Regions from separate parts of the Homo sapiens genome. Here regions 2 and 3 are each linked to region 1. Evidence: read pairs that join two places in POLR2A ChIA-PET (ENCODE). Cell type or tissue: B cell. All regions are shown on one strand. Region 1 has its middle 31 kb from the start of KLHL14. Region 2 overlaps KLHL14 (kelch like family member 14). Region 3 overlaps KLHL14 (kelch like family member 14).

The links. ChIA-PET counts read pairs that join two places held together with the same protein. Peaks named below come from ENCODE experiments on the same cell type or tissue, not always from the same donor. Only the 100,000 strongest peaks of a DNase experiment are listed, where the experiment ranks them.
Region 2: POLR2A ChIA-PET joins it to region 1 with 6 read pairs; 2 of 35 experiments call an interaction of 5 or more read pairs at or near these places.
Region 3: POLR2A ChIA-PET joins it to region 1 with 6 read pairs; 4 of 35 experiments call an interaction of 5 or more read pairs at or near these places.

Annotation. Positions count from the first base shown.
Region 1 is chr18:32,802,433-32,804,932 of GRCh38, forward strand. No RefSeq gene overlaps it. Among named protein-coding and RNA genes, the nearest start is that of KLHL14, 31 kb to the left of the region's middle. In B cell, no CTCF peak of the experiment used is centred here; DNase peaks (open chromatin) are centred at 1,279, 1,919 and 2,489; H3K4me3 peaks cover 1,419 bases; H3K27ac peaks cover 2,500 bases.
Region 2 is chr18:32,729,723-32,732,222 of GRCh38, forward strand. All of the region lies in intron 3 of KLHL14 (kelch like family member 14), which reads right to left. The region is part of intron 2 of LOC112268208 (a long non-coding RNA gene); the gene reads left to right. Among named protein-coding and RNA genes, the nearest start is that of KLHL14, 42 kb to the right of the region's middle. In B cell, no CTCF peak of the experiment used is centred here; a DNase peak (open chromatin) is centred at 1,009; H3K4me3 peaks cover 1,248 bases; H3K27ac peaks cover 1,079 bases.
Region 3 is chr18:32,748,884-32,751,383 of GRCh38, forward strand. The region is part of intron 2 of KLHL14 (kelch like family member 14); the gene reads right to left. Among named protein-coding and RNA genes, the nearest start is that of KLHL14, 23 kb to the right of the region's middle. In B cell, no CTCF peak of the experiment used is centred here; a DNase peak (open chromatin) is centred at 1,127; H3K27ac peaks cover 551 bases.

The DNA.
Region 1 (2,500 bases):
TATCCTTCATTGGCAAATAAATCAAGATCCTTTTACCTAACCCAATGAGATTTCCAACAGGAAGCTTCTTACTGTTAAGACCCAGAGATTGTCCGTGCGTTTGCATTACATACTCCTTCATTACTGAGCAATGGTCAGAGGAAAATGCTGGAGCTACTTTTTGGAGTGAATTGAAGCACATGATACGAGATGAGACAAAAATACCATGGTATCAATGATTATGGCATAACCAACTGGACTAGGTGCCTGATGTGGTCGGCCTTTCTGCATTTCCTTCTTCCTTAGATTTCTGCTTTACAGATTTACTTTCATTCTTTTCAGATCTCCAGTGCATGCAGTGGAAAACCTTCTTAAGCATTCCTCTCTCTGTTTTTTTTTTTTCTCTGAATAGGTTGCACGCTTCCTTCACCCTGTGAGAAATAGATCTGGCACCTTTGAGGCAGGTTACTCAAAGTATAGTGGGAATGTCTTTTGTTATTTGTTGAACTTCATACAAAGGTCCTCCTTCATCATACCCAATGTGCTGTTTGCAAAATGCACTGCAAATAACCATCCATCACTTTACATCATTGTCACATTTTACCACTTTGTTTCTTCTCCTCCAGGTAAGTGAAAATGATTATCTGGCTGAGATCATAATCATTGCTGATCGGTACTTGGCCTCCTGCAAAGTTCCGTGCAAGCACAGAGACTTTTTGTAAGATGCCACTGGGCAGATGTCAAATGGAGTGCCCTCCCCCATCACCATCTTGGTCCTGAAAAACTTAATAACTTGGTATTGTTCAGTGAGTCATTCAAGCGAGTAGTGTGGAATTCTACCTGTTCCTCAAGGCAGAGTATCTGCTAAGCTGCTGCAAAGAGTGTTAGCCATTCATGGCTCTTTCTGTGCATAAAGAGCTCATGGTTGGGAGACAAGGTGAATGCAAACCCGGAGTGAAAGCTTTGTAACTTCTGTGTTTGTCTGAAATCGTGCACAAATTAAGCCAGTATGCAAAACAGAGCTCAACAAATATATTCCTCTTTTTAGTGGTATTTTCAGTGCTAGTTTTTCACTTTTTTTTTTTTTAAAGACCAGGAAAGAGGTATCCTGGAAACAGATCAAAAACACAAGGAGATGAAAACTTTAAAGTGATCAAGCCACACAGTTTCACAAATGATAACATAAAGGTTTTTAAAAACATTGGTTGTAATTTCTACTAGGTGTCACAACTCAGTGAACCATTACGAGTGAACCAGCTCAGTGAACCAAACTGAACTGAACAGATGGAATTCCACCCTTACTACGCTTGAAAGGCTCCATGAACAATACAAGTCTTCTTTTAAGTTCCCCTTTGAGCTGCTTACCTCACTAATGCAAACATGTGGGGGCTGCAGGATAGAACATGGCCCCTTGGCTGTTTGTTCAGTTGTGTGGTGCCGTTGTTCCAGCAGAAGGAAGGCAGTCCATTTTGAAATCCTCAGGGCCATGCTCCTCATTTTCAAAGTCCCAGTGTTATTTTCCATTTGTTCTCAAATATATGTTAGAGAGTGGAGTGTTTTGTTTTCTTTTACTTTTCCCTTGAGTTGTAATTCACTTTAATCTGTCCAGAAAAACCTTGAAAGATTTTTTTTTGTAAATATGCCTGAACAACAATTGGCTGTAGCCAATTCATTAAACACTAATCAATTGCTATATTCATTAATTCAATAATATGGTGCCTAGCTAGTACCAGGCACCATACGGACATTGCGTGGAATCTAAAATGGAAAAAATTCAAGTCTTTGCTTTTAAGGAATTATAATTTAGTAGAATAGATAAGCCAGACATAGATAATTGTGTTTTTGAAAATACTTTATCATTCAAGTGGCTCCTTGATATCTGTCCCCCTTCCTGCTCACCTTCCTCTTTTGACTCATGACTGATGTTATGGTCTGTTGACAAGTAGTCAGCATACTAAATGTCTTCAGTTTGGGAGTTTGTATCTAGGCTTATTTTCGAGGGTCATGTATTACAAAGTTTCAAACTGATTTTGTATCTTTGAAAATCAGACCATTTCTTCAAAGCATATTCTAACAGGGTTTGGGAGACAATGGACCAGAGATAAAGCCAAAGAGGCCAGGACTGGGGGTTTGTTGGTTAGGCATAAAAGGTACTGGCAGGTGGATCACTGATTAATTCCAGAGAGGTCAGCTGAGGGAGAGATTAGCAAGTAAGAGGTCCAGAATCCAGGGAGACAGGCATCAGGGATCAGATACTGAGGTTAGGATTGCGGAAACTACAAGGTCAGGAGGCGAAAAAAAGTTTTTTTGAAACATGGGGTCACGAGTCCAGGTCAAAACCCTTCAACAACAAGAGATTAGAAGCTATTCAAAAGATCTGAATAACAAGCATAGGATGTAAACAGCAGACATGAGTTTGATGCTGAGTGGTCCTGAGGCTCTCAGCCCTTCACATGGCTCTGAACTAAGGCCAGAGCAGGTTGCAGGGATGCCCATGTCTGTCTGAGTCCACAAGTGGATA
Region 2 (2,500 bases), 73 kb before region 1:
AATCCAATATGATTCATCTTGACTTGATTTTGTCTGCAAATAAACTTTTTCTAAATAAGGTCACATTCATAGGTACTGGGAGTAGGACTTATATCTTTTCATGGGGACACAATTCAACTCACTACACCTAGAAAATGCCAATAAATAGAACTAGAAATAGAAAAATCTGTATTACAAGGTGCTATGTTCTTGTAATACAGACAAGCAACTCCATAATTCATTAAGGAAAAAGGAAGAGAGAATATGGTAGAATTGATACTTCAACAGCTGCATACGAGGCAGGTCTCACTTGTTGAATGGTCTATTGTTTTCATCTTAAAGTCATGTATATCACTGCTTTTTTGTAGTTTGAACAAAAGGTATTTACTATATTCAATTCTTTTAGACTAAAAATCAGTACAGCCAGAAACTGGCTTATATCTAATGACAGAGATCAGCATGGAGAAGTATAGCCTGCTTCACCTTGATCTGCTGGAGATAGACCTCATAGAGAAATGGTTAACGTTTTGATCCCTTAACTCTGTGAAGGAGGTAAATGCTGCAAAGCAACAAATGAGATCAAGAAATCCGTGAGCTATGATCTCTCTCCTCCTCTTCAGATCTAATCATACAGATGAATAAATTGCTATGAAAATACCAAAAATAAAACTAAAAACAATGACTGAACCATTAAAACAAAAATCTCATGTACTCTGTGTTCAGGTAGGAAGAAATTTAATTCCAGTCAGACCAGTTTCCTGTGATTTTTTCCCCTTTCATCTAAGATATTTTTAATGCTCAGAGGCATTATAATAGAAAAGCATGTATTTTTGTCTGGTTTATACCCATCATCCTTACCATTACAACAAGACAAAAGCATTAAAGTAAAATTAATCATGTCAAAAGATTTTAGCAAAAACAAGTGAGACCATGCATAAAGCATCGCTTTGTCTAGTGTGAAGTCACGCTCTGATTAAAAACATATAATGAAAGTGAAAGTGATACATCATTGCCTTAGCAGTAGGGTTTTCTGAAAGTGCTTTGCGGTTCTCAACATAAAAATGTGGGAACATTATGGTCTTCGAAACTCACAAAGGTTATTGTTCTAGCTAAATAACTAGAATTCAATCTCAATGTTTTAAAAAAATAAATTAAGACTTAATGACCAAACAAGGCAGGTCGGTAGGATTAATAATTAGAACACGCTGTGAGAAGCGGTCGTCTGCCTTGACAACCAGACACAGAGGTATGAAAGTGTCTGCTCAGCACTCCCCTTTCACAAAACCATCCTTAATCCCAGCTAAATGTGGCCAGGTCCTTAAGGTATCAGCACAGCTCCTTGCTCCATCGGAAACACTTAATGAATAGAAAGGTTTGACTGTAGAGTAATCATACACTCCCCAGCAATGGAGTCAATTTATGTATGATCCACAAAACCAAAAATTCTAAGTGGCTGGCTATTCCTAAAATGTAGGTTTAGTTAATGATGTCACCATAGAGTCATCTCATGGATTTGAAAAGAAACAGTTTACTTATTTGTACTTTGCCTTCATTACGTCTTTATTTTGATGGGGATATGTGTACATAATAATTGCTCTCCAAAATTATCTTTCTATTTGTTTTGTTGTTGTTGTCATGTTGAGAGTCATTTAGGGCTACTGTCCTTAGCATACTAATGCAGGAGCAGAAAACCAAATACTGCATGTTCTCTCTTATAAGTGGGAGCTAAATGATAAAAACTTATGAACTCAAGGAAGGAAACAACAGAGACTGGGGTCTACTTGAGGGGGAGGGTGGGAGGAGGGAGAGGAGCAGAAAAGATAGCTATTGGGTACTGAGCTTAATACCTGAGTGATGTAATAATATGTACTGTGACATGTATTTATATATGTAACAAACCTTCACATGTACCCCCAAAGCTAAAATAAGAGTTGAAAAAGAAGTCGTTTCAGCTGTTTTTTTAAATGAGGTCTCTCTAAATGTTGAAAACCATCCTGTTCTATGAGATCTACGTGTATATATCTATATAAATAATTTATATATATACATATTTGCATAACTATATTTTAGATGTATAATAGTTTACATACAATAAATACTAGAAACAAGGACAATTGTATAAACTCAGACATATTAAAAATATCTGAGGGAAATCAGACTTTTAAAAATTCACTCCAAATGCATTATAATAATATTTAGAGTGTTTTTCTAAACCTCCTTTTAATATAAATGGTTTTGGCTGAGCGCGGTGGCTTACACCTGTAATCCCAGCACTTTGGGAGGCCGAGGCGGGTGGATCACCTGAGGTCAGGAGTTCAAGACCAGCTTGGCCAACATGGCAAAACCCCAACAACGCCACTAAAAATACAAAAATTAGCCGGGCGTGGTGGCACATGCCTGTAGTCCCAGCTACTCAGGAGGCTGAGGCAGGAGAACTGCTTGAACCCGGGAGGTGGAGGTTGCAGTGAGTTGAGATTGTGCCACTGCATTCCTGCCTGAGAGACAGAGCAAGACTCCATTT
Region 3 (2,500 bases), 54 kb before region 1:
ATATATGTAAAGCATTTAAAACAGTGCTAAATAAATGCTAATTATCATTACCACCACCATCATCAACAACTTCATAGTTATTGACATCATCATTATCCTCATCCTCATTATCATCAATATTATCTGTTCCTTTATGTAATTTGCAGGTTTGACAAGCAGGTGGCCTATGCCCTCATCCAAGTTTTATTACTTAAAGATAATAAAGAGTTGTACTTCAATTGTTTTGATATTTTAATTATGCTAACTCATTCTTCCTGAAATGATACTAAATCATTGGGATTTTTACTTTCTCTACATAGGGTCTTTGGGAGTGTATGACCATTTTTTGAAACATGGAGATTTGATTGAAAACAACGACAATAACAACAAGCAGTTTTGAAGTAGCAAAGCGATCCAGAGTAGATAATCATTACCCCATCTTTCCGAAGCCAGGTTAATTACAAGTTAAGAGTCATCAGACCTGGATTTAAATCCTCTACCTTTTCTTATGTTTAACTCCTTGGGCTGACTCTAAGCCTCAGTTGCTTCATCTGTAAAGTGGGAATAATGGTATCCTCTTACAAGAATGTTGTAAGGGTTAAATAAAGTCATTTAGGTGTAATAGCAAAATAAATGCCTTCTACTTGTAACCAAAGCCACTCTGTAGAGCCAGTCCCTCCAGCAAATGAAAGGCCCTTTGTGCTGCTGACACCTTGAAAGATGAATGTCTCTGCATACTGAAGGGGGAAAATATTGATACTTTCAACATAATCCAGGAGGAAGGGGCTGTGGAAAATGGAAAGAAGTTTTGACTCTTTCCCATGTCCTCCCAATTTCAGTGGACTTTACTAAACTTATGATAGCTTAGTATTGCATAAAAGCAGTAAATGGGCATTTTCACATCTGGTGGTACAGCAGCAATGTATGGGAGTGATTTGGCAGGTAGAAAAGGCCAGGAAAACACAAGTTCCAGGGACTCACAGACATGAGGATGGATGTGTGAGTCAGTTCAGGCTGCGATAACAAAAATACCATAGACTGCGTGGCTTGAACAACAGAAAATTATTTCTCATAGTTTTGGAGGCTGAAAAGTGGAAGATCAGAGTGCTGGTAGATTCTGTTCCTAGTGAGGGCCCACTTCCCATTTCTGTTCTCATATGGTGAGGGGGGCAATGAGAGAGAGAGAGAGGAGAGCACACGTGTGTGCTCTCCTCTCTCTTCTTATAAAGCCGCTAATTCCATCATGAGGGTTCCACCATCATGACCTAATTACCTCCCAAAGGTCCCATATCCAAATACTATCTTACTGGTGATTAGGGTTTCAAGGTATGAATTTTTAAGGGGTGGACCCAAACATTTAGACCATAGCAAAATAGTTTTGGTTTTCCACAGGCCAGAGGATTATAGGGGTTCATAGCAATTTCTTTACCAGATCTGTTATGCCTCCAGCTGAAATCTGGGTTACATAGGAATAAAATATTTATATAGTTCAAAATTGATAAGTGATAGCGATTATTATTATGTGTAATTATTAACTTTACAAAGTACTCATTTGAAAATTCATCTTTGGAATTTTGGAGTTTTTATTGCTTAGAAGCCTTGCAGATACCATATGTTACACTGTATATAAATAGCCAGAACTTTGATTGCATAAGCAAGTTTAACAAAAATATAAAATCACTGGACTTCCTACAATGGTATTGACTCAGATCTCATTCATAAAATATAATCTACTTACTTCTCTTCGCTGCCAGCTGCCTCTGTTAGGGTAGTCACCAAATCTTACAATATTCAAGTCACCGAATTTCATGGTATCCTTGACTCTTCCATTTTCTTGCTATATTCTATAGTTTCTAGAGCTGTAATATTTCTTAAATCTTTCTCTTCATTCCAGCTGAGCGGCCATCAGCTGGATTCAGCTGGGTTGGTTCTCCCTTGTGCTGTTGTAAAGTGGTAGCCCTGCTTTCTGACCCCCATCCCCATCAACACTACATATTTTGTCAAATGAATTTTAGCAAAGCCAAACATTAATAACCAATTACATCAGTCCTCTTCTTAAAAACCATTGAATTCCCAATTACCTATCTTATTATAACCTCTCTTTCCTTTCTCTCTTTTTTTCTCCTATTAGTAAATGTCTTCCTGGAATTTCATTTGGGGGATAAAAGAGCTTGTGAGTCCAGATCTGGAAAAATGTGAAAGGGGAATTTCATATGGAAGCTGCTCAGATCGTGGGGAGGAAGTAACAGAGGTAGATCCCTCTACTCCAAGTAATTGGCCTGGCCAGAAGGAGGCTTTGAAAGGCAGCTAGCCTTCCCTAAACTTCCAGCCAGAATGGTACCCAAAACTGCCCTAAGGAGAGCTGCTACCCTTCTCTTAAAATTTTCCAGCGAAGTAAACTCCTTTGAGAGTTTGTTCCAGCTGATTTGCTGTTGTATTTAGGTGTCTTTATCATAGCTGTTCTTGGTAATTACACAGCAGCTTTCATCGGAAGAGCCTTTAAATAGACCTGATAATGCCT